Regions from separate parts of the Homo sapiens genome. Here region 2 is linked to region 1. The links are chromatin loops, found by intact Hi-C in ENCODE. Cell type or tissue: heart left ventricle. All regions are shown on one strand. Links, peaks and the distances in the headings refer to the core of each region. The heading gives the core; the rest is flanking DNA.

What was found. Peaks named below come from ENCODE experiments on the same cell type or tissue, not always from the same donor. Only the 100,000 strongest peaks of a DNase experiment are listed, where the experiment ranks them.
Region 2: a loop joins it to region 1, with 3 times the contacts of the local background. A loop is called at or near these places in 9 of 110 quality-filtered maps.

What each region holds. Positions count from the first base shown.
Region 1 is chr11:7,573,399-7,582,844 of GRCh38, reverse strand. All of the region lies in intron 3 of PPFIBP2 (PPFIB scaffold protein 2), which reads right to left. LOC105376535 (a long non-coding RNA gene) reads left to right here. Exons shown (of 4, transcript XR_007062579.1): 3 at 1,436-1,585. Among named protein-coding and RNA genes, the nearest start is that of PPFIBP2, 64 kb to the right of the region's middle. RefSeq lists enhancers at 4,523-4,602, 7,326-8,149, 8,150-8,974 and a silencer at 4,673-4,907. In heart left ventricle, for the core only: no CTCF peak of the experiment used is centred there; a DNase peak (open chromatin) is centred at 5,934; H3K4me3 peaks cover 3,994 bases; H3K27ac peaks cover 4,869 bases.
Region 2 is chr11:7,631,211-7,640,656 of GRCh38, reverse strand. It overlaps PPFIBP2 (PPFIB scaffold protein 2), which reads right to left. Exons shown (of 24, transcript NM_003621.5): 12 at 7,723-7,790; 13 at 6,105-6,162; 14 at 5,064-5,105; 15 at 787-925. Among named protein-coding and RNA genes, the nearest start is that of CYB5R2, 38 kb to the left of the region's middle. RefSeq lists enhancers at 1,124-1,253, 8,717-9,446. In heart left ventricle, for the core only: no CTCF peak of the experiment used is centred there; a DNase peak (open chromatin) is centred at 5,316; H3K27ac peaks cover 1,832 bases.

The sequences.
Region 1 (9,446 bases), core at 1,047-9,046:
ATAGCCTTGGCTGAGAGAAGGGACTCCTGGCCCATGAAACAGGATGCTGAAATACAGTTACATTTTGCGGTGAAAGGGAGGGAGGGTGAAGAGACTCATCTCAGTTTGGCTGGTTTTTTTTTTTTTTTCCTATGACATTGGTAGTGACATCAGTTGAAAGGGGAGTATAAGGTTGAAGACTAATGGAAAAGTGTGAAAGAGCTGCTATGGAGGAAGGGACAGAGAAAAGCAGGGATGAGTCAAAGGATCCCTAAGTGCTGCTGCCAGTCCACAAAACCAACAATGGCTGTGCTGCTCTGTAGTGCCCACAAGTTGTTCAGCAAATGACCCTGGTGTGATGCCAGTTTGTTAAATCCCACTGGGTAAAAGAGGCCTCTCTTCAAGGAGCTGGCAGGAGTTACAGGTGCTGGATGTCAGAGATGGCAGAATTCTAGCTTCTAAATTATACCAGGAAACATAATGTACAGGCATCTCGGGTGTGTTGGCCAGAAATAGGAGGTATCATAGGAAATTGAGGAAGCTAGTGCCCTTGGGTGACCATATCCACTGTTGCCTTTCCCATAGGATTGAAAAACCTCTCTTTTCAGAATCAAGGTTGGGTACCTGGCTCCCGAGTAACCAGAGGTTGTCAGTTCTGATCGATGTCATCCTCCCCATAACTCTAACACTTATAAAGTGCTTCCTAAGCACTTAACATACATTGAATTGGCTGGGCACGGTGGCTCACGCCTGTAATCCCAGCACTTTGGGAGGCTGAGGCGGGCGCATCATCTGAGATCAGGAGTTCGAGACCAGACTGGCTAACATGGCAAAACCCCATCTCTACTAAAAATACAAAAAATTAGCTGGGCATGGCGGTGTATGCCTGTAATCCCAGCTACTCGGGAGGCTGAGGCAGGAGAATCGCTTGAAGCTAGGAGAAGGAGGTTGAAGTGAGCCAAGATTGTGCCACTGCACTCCAGCCTGGGTGACAGACCTAGACTCTGTCTCAAAAAAAAAAAAATCTATCTATCTATCTATCTATAGAATTGTTTATCCATATATATAATCAAGGAAATTGAATTCTAGGAAGGTTAAATAAATTGCCCAAGTCTACACAGAGGTGAGATATGAGCCCAAGGAATCTAGATCCAGGATCCATGCTCTTAACTAGTAGGAACAGCCTTCACAGAAGCTGCTGCCTATTTCTGTAACTTTCACTGCAGTCCAACATGAATGCAAGGCAAGTCAGTGTCTGGAGTGAGGAGACCTCCGTGTCTGCCTTTGCAGCTCTTCTGGCCCAAGTGGCCAGGCTACTAGATCAACCATTTGAGCACCAGATGACACAGAATAAAGTCTCACATTAGCAGCTTGAGTTAATTCCACTTTTTACTGCAGAACCTGAGCCAACTGCATGGGGGACCTGTAGTGATTCCATTTTCTTTGTGACCTACAGTTGGAATTTGCTTAAGCACTGAGAGTGCTGGAAGCCAGGAAGCAGTGTGAAGATGCTGACAGTCTGGGATTTCTGTTCCTGGGAAAATGAACTCTTGCCGAAAGAGCAGTGGGTGGGTCCCACAGACCCTGCTCGGAGCTATTTTTAGAGGTGTGTTCATGGTTGTGTGGGTTGGATCCACTGGACTCAATGTAGAACAGGTGTGAGCTGTTTGTGACTGAGTCCCTCTGGATACTTGTGGCAAGAGACTACCTTATCCCTAGGCTTTGTCTGTTAGGAGAATGAACTAGAGCATCAGCCCTGATCAGCCTTCACTCAGCAACCACAGCCAAGCTGGCCAGATCCAGCAGCCAATGAGGCCTCTGGTCACCTATGGTGGCCCAGGTTGCAGCTGCCTTTTCTAGGTCTTCAATATGCTTGGTTTGAGACCTTGATCTGGAGTATGGGAAGGGTCATAAAGCTGAAGCACTGAATGGCCTGAGAGGCAATTCTAGGAGAGAACCTGGTTCCATCTGTTCCTCTTTCAACTTCTCCCTTCCTGATAATCACCAATAGCAGTTAATAGCAAGCATGTTATTGAGTATTTCCTACATGCATGATACTGCACTAATCGTACTATCTTACTGAGTCCTCATAAAGCCTGTATGTGGTAGGTACTATTATCTCCCTTATTTTATAGTTAAAGAAATCCAGACTTTTGAGATAATTTACCTTGGATCACACAGCTGGTAAACGTGGCAATGCCAGGATTCTAATTCAGGCCTCACTCCAGACTCCATGTTCTTAACTGTAATATTAATAGTATATACTATCCCATCCCACACAGGCCCTGGAGCAAGATTTCTTTTCTGAGCAAATATTTCCCCTCCAGCTCCATGCCTCTCTGAACATAAGTATCTCCCCTTTGCCCTGAGACACCACCACCTTGGACTGCTCAAAGGGCAAGGGCTCCTGCTCTGGCACCAGGAACCTCTTCTTCCAGAATCTATGCCCTCTGTAAAGGAGAATGAAGACGATAGTGTTTCTACCTTCAAAAGCATGAGTTCAGAGAAACCAGCTCTCCACACCACCTCAGCTGAAGCACAGGAGAAAGGGTGGGTGAGCCATGCAGATGGGAAGTGCTGCAGACCTGGGCTACAGGAGGTGGGGAGGGAGGGCCAGCAGAGGTTTCCTGGGAAAAGACAGCCTGGATGGAGTCAGTTGAAGTGGATGAGAGTTAGAGAGGAGGTGGTCATCTGTGGTAAAAGCTCAGAAAAGGGAAGAAATACACTTGGGAGCTCATCAGGGTAGATATAAAAGATAAAACTAAAAAGGTAAGTTGAGGTTGGGCTGCTAATGGTCTCAAAGGCCAAGCAAGCCGAAGGGCCTGATTTTTCTTCCAGATTAAGGGTGAGTCCAGGGGGGCTCATCACTGGGGTCACAGGACGAAAGGGAATTTGTTTTTTTTGTTTTTTTTTTTAAGAAGATTTTAAAAATCTGGCAGTAGTGTTTAGGGTAGAGAATAGTGAAAATACTCTTATCACACTGCCAATGACATGTCTACACTTTGAGTTTTGCTTTTGTAAAATGCTCTTTAAAATTCTAAAAGTAGAAGAAAAATATCTGTTTTGCTATGAGTCATCCTGGGGGTTTCTAAAGTCTCCTTGCTTAAAGTTTCCCTAAGCAAACTTCCAACTGTCCACAGGAGCCAGCATACCCTGGGTCTTGGGACAAGAAGGGCCTTCTTACATTGCATCACATGCAAAATTAGTTCCTCCACACACATAACTTCTCCTGTAGCAGGCAGAGTTACAGTATCTGCCCCAGGGGCTGGGACAAGGCTCTGACAATCCCAGGCACATGTTGGCTGAAAGGATTTCTTGATTAAAAGCTTCATTTGGGATACAGGGAAAGAAGGACCAAGTGATGGTCAGTGCATTTCTTACATATTTCCTTTCAGTATCTCCCCAGTGGGGCTTAAAAAAAAAACCTAAGATGATGCAAACCTTTGCCAAAACGTCTGGTCATCTCAGCATGCTTTCTGGTGACTGTGATGCCCTAGGGGCTGGGCACAGACAGGATTTCTGCTGGGTTCTAAAGCAATAATTTTATACATATTTGGCAGAGAAAATGAATAAAGAGAACTAGACTGGGAGATAGAGAACAGGGTTCAAGACCAGGCTGCACCACTAATAGCTATGACACTAATACCATGAGGTTCTTAGCCCCTCTTGGGCTTTGTTAAATGAGGGGTTTGTACTATCCCATCCCTCCAAGCCCTCCAGCCCTATAATTGTGTTCAGTTGCCTCACTTTTCCCAACATAGCTTACCATATACCACATCACAGCTAGAGTAATTTTCTTAAAATACAAACTAGACCCCCCCCAATGTATCCCATGTCACTTCCCTGCTACAAGTCCCCCAGCACACAAACCAGGTTGCCCAAAAGCCTTACCGTGGCCTTCACTGTCCTGCGTGATCCCAGCCTCTGCCCGCCTCTGTCTGCCATCACTGTGCTCAGCCACATGGGCTCTCTCTCAATCTGGACAATCAGCAGACTCCATCTTGCTTTAGGACCTTTGTATATACATCATCCCCTATGCCCCATTTGCCTGGAATGTTCTTCACCCCATTCTTCACCTGACTCATTCTTACTGCTCTTTCAGTTTTCAGCGAAGTATAATTTCCTCAAACTCCCTGACCGCCCCAACCCCCTTCTCCATCAAAACAGCAGTCCCGTGTCTTCTGTTCTTCCTCCAGGCACACTTATTGTTTGTAATCTGAGGTTTATTTCCTGGGACTGTTTCACCTACATCTCCAGTATTAGGTAGAAGATCCACAAGAGGCTGGTTCTATTTTGCTCACTACTATACACCCAGTACCCAAACTCAGTACAGATTTGCTGAATGAGTGCTGCTGCACTCACACAAAAGCCAGCCAGCTCAGTGTCCGGGAGTCGGGGTCCGGGCATCTGCATGCCCCTTCCAAGCTGGACACTTCCTGGTTCTTCTGTCCTTCTGCAGTTACAATGTCAAATCTCTAACCTGTCAGCTGCTTTTGCCCTTCCTGCCTCTGAAAAACACTCAGCCTAAAATCCCTTCGTGTGAAAATAAATTCATACCTATCTTAGCCAATTTAAAGGCAGCCACAAAAGAGGAAACAGCCTGAATTCTAGGAGTATGATGCTACTCCAGCCCCCAACGTCCGTTCATTCCTTGCTCATACCACACACTCAGGTTTATCCTCTAAAGAAAGGGCATGAACAACTTGCAACATAAACCCTCAGCTTCAGAGCATTCAAAGAGAACTCCCTGAAAGCTTTCCTCCGGAAATGCAGAAGCTCATTCTGCTGACAGCAGATGTGTGCTCCACCGGATAACATCAGAGTGAGAACGAGTTAAACAACTTCCGAATCCAATGCATTTAAAAAGGCAGCAGCTTCCTCCCTGTGTCCTCAAACTGAAAAGCGGTGGGCACATTCTTCTGGTCACGGTGTTTGGAGCCTCTGACTGTTTAGGTGCCAAAGTTAAAATAACCAACTTTCCTCACTCCATTCTTGCCTTTCTGTACAGAGGCTCATTCACTAGAATGTCAGTGGAGAAACAAAGACAGCTGACTGTTTTCTCCCTGGTGTCTATAATTAGATTCTCATGAAGAACTTGGCCACAGCAGGGCTTTGCTGGACAATACCTCCCCCTACCACACACAGGCACACACACCCCAAAACACCCCAAAGCGTCTCCCCCTCACTTATCTCCACGGAGACCCAGACAAAGCAGCCAGTCACTTACCCTCTTCAGCCACGAGAAATGCTTGTAAACATCAATGTCCCCATCCATGCTGGGCACCCATGTCAGCAGTTAGATGCCTTGGTGGAAAAAGCCCTTTTCCTGGCTGGAGACCAGTTCTCTCCTCTTCCTTGCCTCTGCCCCCTCCCCCCTCAAGAACTCCAAGCTGTGTTCAAATTTCCCCACTTCCCTGGCCTGCGTCCTTCAGCCTCTCCCTAGACAGTTTCAGACACACAGCGACACAGAGCAGACCGTGCTGCTTCAGTGTCCTCCCCGACCACCCCAACAAACACACACACACACACACACACACACACACACGCACATACATGCACGCACACGCACCAGGACTGGGATTCAGAGCCCTGCGGAGAAATCAAATGTCACACAAAGGTAGAGAAAAAAGAAAGAAGACTTGGACAGAAGTTGTAAACATGACACACACGCACACACACACGGGACCATTCTCAGTGATAATACCGGAGCCTGCCAGAGGGAAACAGTCCTGAAGAAAATTCCTTGTCTGGCTTCCCCCTTCTGGAGTGGCTGGAACTCATTACTGAGAGCCCCGATTTCCTGTCTCTGCTTCACTCTGCATTTACCCAGGGCTCCCAGCTGCTCTCAGTTTATTTGGGACTGGGGAGAAGACTAAAAATAAGTGCTGCTCTTGGAGGAGCTCACTGGTTCCCACACACAGCCTGACCCCCGCCCTGAAGCCCACGCCCACCCATTTTCCAGGCGAGTGACGGGCTGTGCCCTGAGGAAAGCCTGTTGTTTCCAAAAAAAAGCAGCTCCAGTCTGGGTTCTTGGTCCTGCTGTGCGACGGGCCCAGCACAGAGCGTTTGCTGTCCTTGGCACTGGTGGTACCATCCATTAGAGACCAACTGCCGCAAACTCAGGGGAGTCTGGCCCTGGACTGTTGGCCACCAGCCAGGGCACCCTGGGGGCCACATTCTGAACAGGGGCCAGGGCTGGAGGGTCCTGCCTCTCTGGCTGTCCCCCACTCTGGGCTACCTGCTTTACAAACCAAGGAGGTGGAAAGGTTGAGGCTGCTTCACGTGCATTTCCATGAGACTCAGGGAGCAGTGCTGGGTAGACAGGGGCCTTGGAAAGGCTGGCGGAGACCTGGAGCTGCAGCTGTTTTCCTCCTTTCAGGGCAGGTCACATGCAGGCTCTCCAGGTGGCCCCTCCAGCACTCCCTAGATGCCACCCCCCACCTCCTCCTATTCCCATCTCCTTTGAGAGCTCCCCACTAAAAACAGCTTTTCTCCCTTCCCCAGCCCTTAATGTGTGGCCTTTGGCTATGGCTGATTATCAAAGTGACCTTTGATGTGGGTGCGGTGGGAACTGTGGTTACACGGTGGGAACTGTGGTTACACGCAAGGCCCCGAGCTCTGCTGTGGCAAAGGACTTGCAGATGCACAGCTTGTGACTGCCTGGGCCTTCCCAGTTCCCTTGGGGGTCACCTCCGGGGTTTCCTGGAACTCCCAGTCTGAAGAGCAGTCCTTCATGCCCCTCATGCCGCATGCCCCTCAGCATGGCTTCAATGTCCACCAGGGCCAGAAGCAGGGCCCAAAAGGGGAGAAACAATGCCTGGCAGCACAGTCCCCGGCAGGCTGGGCCAGCCCACAGAGATCACAGAGGCGGCAAGGAGGAGAGCTCTAGCCAGCAGCTGGCATAAGGGGAGGAGTAAATTCCTGGAGACACACCCAGACAGAGGCCAGAAAGGAAAAGCAGGCTTTGCTGCCCATGCGCTGAGCTCTAGCCCCTTGCTCCTCACCTCTGGCCCTGCTCCACAGCACAGTGTGACCCACCCAGCCCAGGTTCCCTGCCCGTGCTATGGCAGGATGTTGCCAAGGAAGAACATCTCTAAAGGTACAGGGGTCAGTAGGTTGGTTTTTCTCTGTCTAAAAGCCTGAACAAGTCAAATGAAGAAATTCATCCAGTCAATACACATTTTCCCCGCATCCAAGGCAAATGAAAAACTTCATGCCCTGGGTTAAGAATTATCATATGGTATGCAATAAAGGTATATCTGGGACTCCAAGGAAGAGGAGGTAGACAAGCTGATTTGGGAGCTGGACAGGGAGAGGTGGCGCAAGGTTCCAGCCTCTACAGGATGGTGGAAAATTCTCCCCTCTCCTGGGAGGAGTGCAGTGCTCTTCCTTAGGTTCTGGTACAAGAGAGGAGAAAAGAGAAAAGAGAAAGGTGGCCAATGTGGCTGCTCTCATCAGCCTTGCTCACTCCCAGCTTACATAGAGCTGTGGCTCAGGTGTCCCTCTTCTATCCCTTCCTGAGCACCTAAATTCCCCTCTCTACTTCATCACTGACCTTGTCACACTGGACCACTCCTATTGCACCAGACTGTCAGAAGTGTGTCTGATTTCCAACTCACTTCTCCTACTTCCATGCCTACAATTCTTAGCACACAGTACGAATTTAAACATTTTTTGGATGAAAGAATAAGGCTCAAATGATAAGACTGGTAAAGTAAGACTAAAATTCTATGTGAAGGAAAGAGACTTGAAGGTCCGTTTCTCCAGGGTAAAGATGTTCGACACAAAAAGGAAAAGACGGGGCCCATTTCCTCTGTTAGCTCAACTCAATGTGTGATGAACAAAGGTGGGGGGTGCAGGGTAGGGGAGAGAAAGGGACAGAAAAGGGAGGAAGGGAGGGAAGAATCCAGATAAACTGCAGCTAAATTCTTGACATTTTTATGGCATTCTCAAGTAGCAAGTCTTATCTCAGCCTTGTTTTTCCTTAAACACCAAGTACATTTTACTTACGTTGTAATTCAACTCAAAAATCACAAATTAACACCCCAAAAGACCTAGGAGCAGGTTGGCAGGAGGGAAAGGGGAAGGGCTGAGTGAAATGGGATGGATTCAGAAGCTAAGGCACCTCCTCGCTCACTCACCCCACCCCCAGGGGCAGCTGGGTCCCTGTCGTGGCTCCCTCATCACACTGGCCTGGCAAGGCAAACCCATGGCTGCACCACTGCCCTAGAAGTCCATCCTGTCCAGGGCACCTCACTTGATTTACAGATGGGATTCCAGGGATCAGATGAGCCCCTAAATATGTTCGTCAAATATATAGAAAGTACTACTATTTGTATTCATAAATCTTTATCTGAAAAAGAGTTGTCAGATTATCAGAACAGTCCATGACTCCCAAAAGGCTAGAAGCCCAGCTTTTAATTGGCCGAGGTAGTTACTCCCAAAGGTCTAGGCTCCCCTTGTTATTGGGAGCTCGGGGGCCTGGGCTTGCTGCTCCCATTATACTGCTCCTGTGAGGTGGTGTCTCAGACTCACTGGACCCCTCTCTGAAGACAGAAGTCCTCAGGAAGCACAAAGGGTACACAAATACGGGTCACTACAGTGACCTAACAGTCCCGAAGGCCTTCCTGGAAGTACTTTGCTCATCTACAAACAGATTCATTACTGCCTGCAACATGCAGCAGCCAGCTGTGGGAAAAGGGCAGGAGACTGTGAGGCTGAGCATTCTGGGAGTAAAAACACAGCTAAGAGGCCAGGGTGGTCAGGTTTGCCGGGGAAAGTCACTGTAGCTTGCTCCACCCCTGTCCTAGGGTCTAGAAGAGAACCCCAGGATTGCCACCTACCTGGCTGGAATTCCAAGTACTTGAGGGAATGGCTGAAAAAGGAGCTGAGGCCCCCTGAGGTGTTACTCCTGCTGCCTACCAGAAATCAGCAGCATCTTATCAGGCAGAACTGTAAACTGAGAGGAATCTCATGGTCACGTGCTGTTCCACTGACCTATCACCTACAGGCATCCTGGGCTCCGCTCAGCCCTGAGCCTTCACCTCTGGGCCATAGGTGGCAGCTGCCAGGACACTCCCTCATAAATCCTCATAAGTCAGATGTAAACTTGTGTCCTTCAACAGACATGGTGCACAGTGGGCCCGCTGAGAAGGGGAGGCGGGGGAAGGGAGTGAAGAGTGCTGTGGAGGAAGTCCTGGCCACTGCAGCTCAAGCCTCCACAGAACACATGCATGGAGAATGCACCTCCAAAATAGATCAGTACAAAGGTCGGCAGACTTTTCCTGTAAAGCGCCAGATGGCAAATATTTGGGTTTGGTGGGCCATGTAGTCTATCTCATACTCAACTCTCCTATTTGCAGTGCAAAAGCAGCCACAGCCAATACCTAAACCAGTGTGTGGCTGTGTACTAGTAAAACTTTATTTATGGACACCAAAATGTGAATTTTATATTATTTTCCCATCTC
Region 2 (9,446 bases), core at 1,370-9,369, 57 kb before region 1:
GTGTCACTAGAACACACTCATTCAAGGGTTTATCTGAAGTTCCTGCAGCCAACGGCAGAGCTGGCCTTCACTAGGCCAATGCATGGGCCAGCTCAGGGAAGAGCTGAGGCTGAGGAGCCTCAGGAAGAACCCTGCCAGGACCAGAATGTTCCCTTCCGGGGCCATTGAATCTTTTGCTGCTGGTGGGGAAAGATGGCTTATTTTGAATGAAAAGCAGCAAAAGCCTCTGTGGTTTCAGGTCTTACGCACCGAAAGGATACCTGCAGACCGACACCCTTGCCCATTGGCCACTGACTTCATTTGCCTAAGGAAATGCTCCCACTTGGAGTGCATGATACCCTCCTACGGGGAATAGGGAAGCTGCAGAGAAGAAGGTGGAGACAGGAGAGAGAAGATCAGAATGACAGAGGAAGGAAGCACCAGGGGCAGGAAGGGTAGAAGGGGGTGTCTGAGAGGAGGGAAAACAATGCTAGGAAGGACAGGAAAGAGTTCGAGAGGAGGAAGAGAAGAAGAGAGGAAATAAGGGTGAAAAGCTGCAGCCGAAAAGAAGTAGGGGATACACACACCCTGGTTTGCTGAGACTGTAGAGTGCTGACCTTAGAAAACAGCTCGCCCAGGGGGAGCCTCTGGGGAGGTGGGACCACCCCAAGGTACAACTTGTTCCAGCCACCCACCCCACCATTCTCCAATTGTGGATTGTGGTGGTAGGTGCAGGGATCTTATACAATCATTGAAAGTGCCAAGGACACTGCTCAGAGGCCACCAGCACCAGGGCTGGACACTCACTCAGCCTCAGCAGGCTGCTCCCCGTGGCGTCAGGCTGGCAGATGGTGGGAGGAGATTTGGCAGCCTCTCCATTGGGCGTGGCTCCTGAAAGCTTCCCAGGTAAAGTGGGATATTTGTGCTCCGCCAAGAAAGGGCTGTCCTATTGGAAGGTGAGAGAAAGAGAGAGATACCGACTTAACTGTCAGCCTCAGTTAGGAAATCCTTGGATACAGAACAACTCCCTGTTTTGCAAGAGCCATTTTTCACATATGGTGACTTGAACACCCCTCAAAGATTATTTAGCTAGTCCGAGAAAGGGGACCAGAGTTCCAAGGAAGGAAGAAACTTTCCCAAGGCCACACAGTAAGACAGGGACAGAGTCAAGTGCAAATCTGGGGCTGACTGAAACTGACTCTAACAGGAAGTGAAGCTGTCTTGCAAAGCGGCCTTTGCTGTCTGGCCTAGTGCTCAGAGACTCAATGAATTAACAGCCGTGAATTACTCTGTAAGCTCTTTGGATATGAAAATTGGCATTCTAATAAAAGCTGCCTAGTGTTTTATCATACATACATACATATATATGTAAAATAACAATCCTGCAAGAGAGGAAACTGAGCTCAGTCTGGTCTGGGCTCCTCTGTTTCCCCCAGATTTGCTTTCCTGTGGTGAGGAGAGAGGTGCTTCTGCTAATTGGAACCCTTACTCAGACCAGAAAAGGGCAGATCTCTGTGAGGGCCTGACCAACTGCATAAATGATATGGATCTTGCCTGAGAGCGGCTATGGTACAGAAGGGAAATTATAGTTTAAATGTGGAGCAAAAGAAGAAAAAATCCCTATATTGTGATCATGGCTTCTTAAAAAACATCATGTTAAGGCAAGCATGAAGATACACACACACCCTTGGGGGAGCTGACAACAAGAAATGGGCCAGAGGACTACATGCCAACAAAGCTCCTTTGGGAACTTAGGATCATAGTCTGCACGAGGTAGAGCCTCAGTGCAGCCAGCTCCATGCTTGGACCCTGGCCATGGAAAGGTCCCAAAGAAACAAGTTGATTAAATGAGGAAGAAGATAGCACTTATTTGGTAAAGAGGCATACAATGGCCTCTCTTAATCTGCAAACCTGAGAGAAACACAGTGGAATGTGCTGTGAAAGTGAGAATAAAAGAAAAGAGAAATTGAAGCAATGTCACTAAAGGAATCAACTGTGGATCACCTGATTAGATCCTGAAGAAAGTAATATAAAAAACAAAACAGATTTCAAACTGGCAAGTCACAACAGTAATGGAAGGCTGCTGTGACTGAGACATCTTATGAAGTTCCATTTAGCTAAAGGCCAAATATCCAATATATTTCCAATTCAATTTGCTTATAAACATATGTCCTAGAAATTGTTTGAGATTCAGTTCATTCATTGAACATTGACTATTAACTCCCCATAAATAGTTCAGAAAGGAGAGATACAGTGAGAGGAAACTGAATTCTGAAAGAACTGGCTGGTGGAGTAGAAGTAACTAGAACCTTCAGAGAGGAAGGCTATGAGATTTTCAAGTTTGTGATGACCCATGAGGTGAAGATTAGACATGATCAGACATACGGTCAAGACCCACAGTTTCCAAGTGGTAGTTCATGTGCCGGCTGCTCTTCATAATTACCTGGAGCACTTGTAAAACAACATGAATTCCCAGTGCCCAGTCCCTGATTCAGTCCCTCTGGAAGCACACCCCAGATGTCTATATTTTTAACAAGGATCTCAGATTATCTCAGATTATACTAATGCAGTCAGACCCAGGAACCACTGACTGTGAGAAGGTAGTGTTCAAAGATGTTAGAGACCTGAAGGGCATGACTCCAAGCTCCCTATTATATACGACATATGGAGGGGGGAAGAGCTCTCAAAAACGTGTTTCTGGTTGCATCATCACGCATGCTCCCTCAAGGCAGGGCAGAGACAGCCAAGGAAGCAAGTGGGCCACCCGGGGAGCTCCCTGAGGAGCTGAGATGCAAGGAGAACACATACCTAACCCAAGGATGGGGTTTAAAAGGCAGCCCCGACCTGTAAGAAAGACAGCAAAAAGGAATCAAGGACAATGGAAAGGGCTCTCTGAGCTCTGCTCAGGCCAAGAATAAGGGCTGGGAAGAAATGACTCACTGATGTGGAAGGCAGTGCAATGTCAAGACGTGACGCAGAGGAAACAAGGATGCTCAACTCCAGTTCTGTTTCTCCTGTCTCCAAAAAGAACAATCCTCCTGGCTGTAGGGGAACAGAAGCCCCAGCCAAGGGAGTAGTGTAGAACTGATTATCCAGCTGCTTTAAATTACAACAGAGAAGCAGCATGCCAGAGTGGAAAGGGCCTAGGCTTTGAGTCAGACCAACTCAGACAGAGCTGTTTCTCTTCCACCTCTCAGGACCTCTGGTCATTTCTAAATGGAGAATAACAATTCCTACCTCAGGTTTGCCAGGAAATAACATATCCACAGGGCCTAGCACACAGCGGACAGTGGATAAGGAGAAGCACAGGAAATATCACATACCCAGGGCCTAAAGAAATAGCAATCTAGAAGAGGAGTCCTTAGACCACGGCAGGCACTGGTCAGACTACATCTAGAATATCACACTCCAAGTCTGGTCCAGGGCAGAACTTGAAGAATACATTGAGAAACTAGCGCTGAGCCTAAGAAGACTAAGTAGCAGCTTAAAAGGCTTGTGATCCATGCACATGAGAAGGTGATGTTCAGCCCAGAGAACAGAGCACTCAGAGAGGGCATGAGGGACTTAAATTCCAGAGCTGTCAGGAGTAGGGGAGATTGACTTTTTCCATGGGCTAGATGTGGAGGGAGAGGATCAGCAGATGCACATTTTAGAGAAGCTCACACAGCTGCAAAAGAATACAAAGGATGTCTTCCAATGAAATGAGCTCTCAGTCACAGAAAGCAAGAGCCAGTTTAAGCAAGGGCCAGACACTACAGTTAGGGATGCTGCAGAAAGATGACTGTGGAGCGGTTCTGCACCTGTGTAGCTATTCTGGGGAGGACGGTGGTGTATGTGGGTGAGAGGGGAGGGTGGTCATGTTGAATAACTGAGGTTGTATAAGATTGTGATTATGGCCAAAACCATGTAAGAATTAATCTTTTAATCTGGAGCATTTTTTTCTTTATAAATAGTTCTACGTTACTTATATTTCTTGGTAATCAAATTGGCGTCTTAAACCTTGAGCCTGTGAGCTGGGTGTGTTTCCAAAGGAGCAGGTGGTCACTTACAGGTGTGCTTTAGAAACACCTGCGAATGACCTCTGTGACGCTGAGGTGGGAGGGGGGACTGCTGAGCGATTTAACAGCTGACGCCATAGGAAGCCTTTCAGTTCACAAAGGGACCACACCAACCCCAGGCTCAAGGGACTGTGTTGCAGAGCACCTGGGCAGGGGAGCAGGCAGAAGACTTTTGCTATACAGTTCAGATGGCCCAAGGAATGGCTGCCCACTTGAAGAACCAACTGCTACAAATATGGAAGAGTAGAGAAGCCCCTTATATAGATGCAGACGTGCAGAAAAGATCTTTCTCTTACGCAGATGTGGAGGAGCAGAGATGCCCCATTTTACCGTGAAAATATAAAATGACCCTCTCAGGCAGAAGTCAGCAAGCAATGAGAAGCTCCATGTTTCATATGGACATGGAGGCAGGGGACAGAGAAGGGAAATGCCATCAGCCTCACAATACATTTTCCATATAATGTTATAAATGGTGGTTGGGTGTGGCTGAAATCATGCTAATTATATGAATCTTCATTTCTTTATGGGCTCAACATTTTGTGCACTGGCCTAAAAACTTAATCCTCTTCCACAACAGGCTTCCCTGGAGAAGATCAGTCCTAATGGAATTTTTATAACATAACTTGTTCATCAAAGCGGGACTGAGTGTACACTTGTGTTTTTTTAACCATGACATATCAGCACAGAAAGGATGAGAGCTGTCACGTTCTTCAGTGTGCTGAGATCGTAGCAATCCCCTTCCCAGTGATTAAATCTAGATTACTTTGTTAAAGATTAATTTCTCTGAGCCTATAAAATGGAGGTGATAATAATAAATCCTGTCCCACAGATAATGATAGCAAAAGCATATTAAATAGCTGAGTGCACATAAAAATAAAATGGGAGAGAAAAGTTGCGTCTTTCCTCTTGCCCTCTTACTCCTTACAGTTGGCACATTTTAAGGTTATGAAAACTATGACTTGCTAAATTAAAATACTAGCAAACAGTGTAACCACAAATAGACGACGGGGCACGAAGTCAATGTACCTTGGGTTCTAACACCGGGAAGGGCTGGTTCCCATCCATACACTATGGAGTAACATGAGGATTTCGTTTATGTGGAGAAAAAGAGACTTGTGTTATTCACAAACAGCAACAACTCAGGACTACCTGTTTGCTTAAATCTGAAAGGCGCATCCCCTCCCTCCACATCTTCATGTCAAGTAATCACCATCCAGGGCAGGAAAGATCCCTGTCCAACTCCATGGACAGATGTCCTGGGCAGCTGCCAGCAACATGACCATGGCAACCGAGAGACACGTGACCATGGGAGCAGAGCCACTGAATGATCCCAGGGCTCCTGCAGACTTCAGCCTTTATGGTTCTCCACTGTATCAACAAGGAGGCTGATGAACATTATTGGAGACCAAGGGATGGTATGCAGCACAGGCTCACTGAAGGGTCTCTATCAGGGCAGGCTCCCTTGGTCTCTAATGACCAAGCTCAAGAGCCTGCTACTGTCCCCTGCAGCATGAGGTCCACCCACATGATCAAGGGCTACTCCTATATAAGGAGCCACAAGACCCTCCTCCATCTTTCCAGACTCTTACAACAGCTCACTCTCCAACATCCTGACGATCCCACATCTTTCCTTGGGATCATCTCCTTTATTCACATTAATTCATCATTAAAAAAATCTATACGATGTCCCCAAGTGCCCCAGGGATATAGGACTAGTAGTCAAGATCTTCCCTGGCTTGATCTGTCTCATGGCTCTGACCTTACCTCCTCCTACTCTCCACCATCTTCCAAAACCTGCTATTGCTCAGCAGACTCTAACCAAGCTTTGCTGATCTCAACATCTTCTCTCATCAACTCCAGGCAACATTTCCTGAATTGTCCTTCCTCTAAGATGCTTTGGGCCACACCCAGTTAATTTTCTCAAAATGTTCATGTAATTCCTGCTTCCTCTACAACTTTATAAAATCCTCTACAAGGTAGGGACCAGGACCTGCCTGTATATCCCAGTACTATGCTAGGCCCAAAAAAGTAACTCAGTCATCTTTAAGGATAGGTTGATGAGCCGACCTTATCCACAGATTCACTTCTCAAGTCTTCTAGACTACAAGAGAGCTTTTTCTGAGCCCTGAAAAAAACACAAAAGAAAGAAATAGTTATGAGAAGGAGGTACATGTTATCACTCATGCAGAGGACATTTCAAATGCTTAACCGATGGTCTTGGGCTTAGGTTCAAAGTCAAGAAAAAAAAATACCCTCTCATAATAGCCTTTACATACAAAATGAGACTGGCCCACCTTGGGGGACAGACTGGTCCAATAATGTGTTAGTAAGGGCATGACAGGGTCACTTAAATCCAAATGAAATGTTCTTGGCATTGCACAAAAAGCCAGAATACACTCAATTCTGCTGCACTGAGGTGACAATTGTGCGGTCATAAAAGGCCAAGGTCTACAGTGTCAAAAGAGGGGAAAGGTGCTGATGCTGGGCTTGTCTGAGTCTAAGAGTAATCCAGGGAGGAGGGACCTGGGCCTCCTTAGAGTAGAGATGAACACATTAACCAGCCATGGCTCCAGAACATCACTTGCTAGGACCCTGCCACACTCTGCTCTGGATCTGCATGCCCATCTAGTCTGCTCAGACTCATCTGGCTCTCTCAGGGTCTATTTTGCAGAGAAAGGCACCAAATGTGTCAAGAGGCAATGCCACCAGTGGTCACAAGGGTAACCTGTGCCAAGTCTCCTTGGCAGTCATATTTCTCAGATTATACGAGTAAGTCATCATTTTAAAAAATATTAGTCTCTTGTAAATCTGGTCAGTCCGAGTTCCTTGGTGTTGACCTTTCCCTCAGTGAACTCATAAACCACAATTCTTATTCTCCAAAACTAAGGACTGCCTGATCAACTTCTCTAACATTACCATTTTCCTCTGGGCTAAAGGCTCAAGGGAACAACTGCTTTCTGGAAAGTGGACTCAGAGTGCAGGCTCTGGAGACTCAGCACCATTCTGGGGAGTTTCTGTGATGCTTGTGGTCATCTGCCCCAACACCTTAGCTGAAAGGCAGCCTGGTAGTGGTTGCCAGTACCTTGGTAGTGAAGCCTCCATGTCTCCCTTACATGGGGCTCAATTTCAAAATGTGTGCTGAAGTACGGACATAGGGAACTAGATTTAGGTTTATTTTAGAGGGAACAAGACAGATGGCAGTCAAATGACCTCAGAGGCGAGCCCATTATTAGTTCATTGTTGTGAAGCATCCTTAAAGCAATTAGACCAATTGCTATGAGAAGACATGGCCTTCCCTAGAAAGCTTCGACTGTCAAAGGGCTAAATTCACTCTAAGAGCAGGAGGCAGAGGCTGACAAAAGGAACACACATCACGGGATGCTCTCAGCTCTGAGGAGCTGCTATAAGACACAGATGAGTTGCAGCCACCTCTCCTCTGAGGCTCTAATCCTTGGCCAGATCCTTTCTCAGTGACAATGATCCACACCCTCAGCCTGAAGGATGAGAAGCCCTTCTGTGGCCAAAAGAGGTAGGCCTGGTTTGTAACTGCCCTAACAACAGAGGGGCAGGTGCACCTAGGACTCAGTGGCCATGCTCACCATTCACGGTCATCACCATCTACTTCGGCAGCCCCAAGGCAAGCCTGAGAGCACAGTGGCTGTGGGGAAATGCCCAGGCCTCTTACCTGGTTTCCAGTGATTTCTGTGGCAATGGAGGTGGCCCCACTGTAGGAGAGCTACATCTTGGAGGCATCTGCACCAGAGACAGAAGAGTCACGGTAGAGGACAGTCTGTTTGGGGACCACCCACCATCTTTCCCCCTGCTTCACATGATTCCTTTTAGGGAGACATTTCCTCCCTGGGTGCAGCCATGGTGGATACATCATTATAGATGCCTTGCTCTTTCAAGATGCAAGGGGGTGTGGTAGGCTTATCAGTCCATCTGGGCCAGCTTGCCTCTCCTTCCTGGACCCTAGAGCTTAGATCATGTTCATATCCCAGTAGTACAGTCCTGAGACCTGGGTTCTTGGGCTTTTTCTGCTCCTTCCCTTTCTGATCTTGGTTCTTCAGCTTTTCCTTTCATTCAGCGAGCCACTGCAGACTCTTTTAAAAACATTCTTTTTGGCTTAGGTTAGCCAGAGCCAAATTTTGTTGCTTTCAATGAGAAAATCCCATTTGATATGGTCACCCGACAAACATCAGCAACATCTACTCCCTGCCAGGCCCTGTGCCAGGTCTGGAGCAAGCACTCCCCACATCTGGGAGACAGACAAGTACACTAGGATAACAGAATAATGTGCAATGCTCTTATGGCTCCAACACCTGTAACACAATATGGGAACAGTGGGAGAGAGGGGCTCCCTCTCACCAGAGGGAAGGCTGAGAAAGCTTTAGAGAGGAGAAAAGCTGAGCTGAATTTTGAGAAATGAGAACTGGTTAAGGCAAGAAAGGAAAGAACATTACAGGGGGAAAGACCATGAGCTAATGATGGTATGAAATAATACAGTCCCGTGTCTTCAGTATTGTACCTACCACAACACTGTGCCTTCAGCAGTGCACCTAGCATCACAGGCGGAGCCACCTTGAGCTAATGGAGGTTATGAAAGAAGACAGTCCCATGTCTCCAGTACTGCCTCTTTTCTCTAGATCCTAGCATCCTCTTGGTCTACTATAACAACAACGCTGGCATTATAGTATAGTTTTAAATACCTGGGCATTGTGGTCAGACCTGGGTTCAAGTCCATATTCTGCCAGATACAATGTTCATCACAGTGACCACGTGGAGGTATCCAGTAAGACTTGGTAAGACTTGGACACCGCTATTCTGTAATTGCCAGCAATCTGGGGTGCTTGTTCTGAGTCAATAACTGGCTCACTGGATGATGCTTTTGCTCCTTAATTAAAAAGGTTGAACTGAAGCACTAAGATTCTTTTCAATTTGATAGTGTGACGTTTTCAGGAATCTTTTGGACCCTAGGCTGAAGCCCCTCCTTCACCTGAGGTCTTGTTTATTTGTTTATTTGTATCTAGCTTAAGTCTAGAGAGATTCATACAATAGGACCAGATTTTAAACAAACGAAATAGATGAGAAGGAAAATCTGTGTCCTGGCTATAGGGGCTGAAGGGCGTATCTGTCAAGCAGGAATGCGGCATTTCAGAGGTTGCAGTTAATTCCTCTAAATGAGCAAGACATGTTCGTTCATTCAACAAATATTTGTTGAATTCTACTGGGTATCGGGCATTACTGCAGACCTTGGAGAAAGGGTGGTAGATAAATCAAACATCACCTTTGGTCTATGCTTACATTCCAGAGAAAAAAAAGATAAAAATAAACTAGGAGCCTGATTAAAAAGGAGAACTCCTATCCTTGAAAGTTCCAGTATCCACCATGCTGCCTCCAACCAGAGCA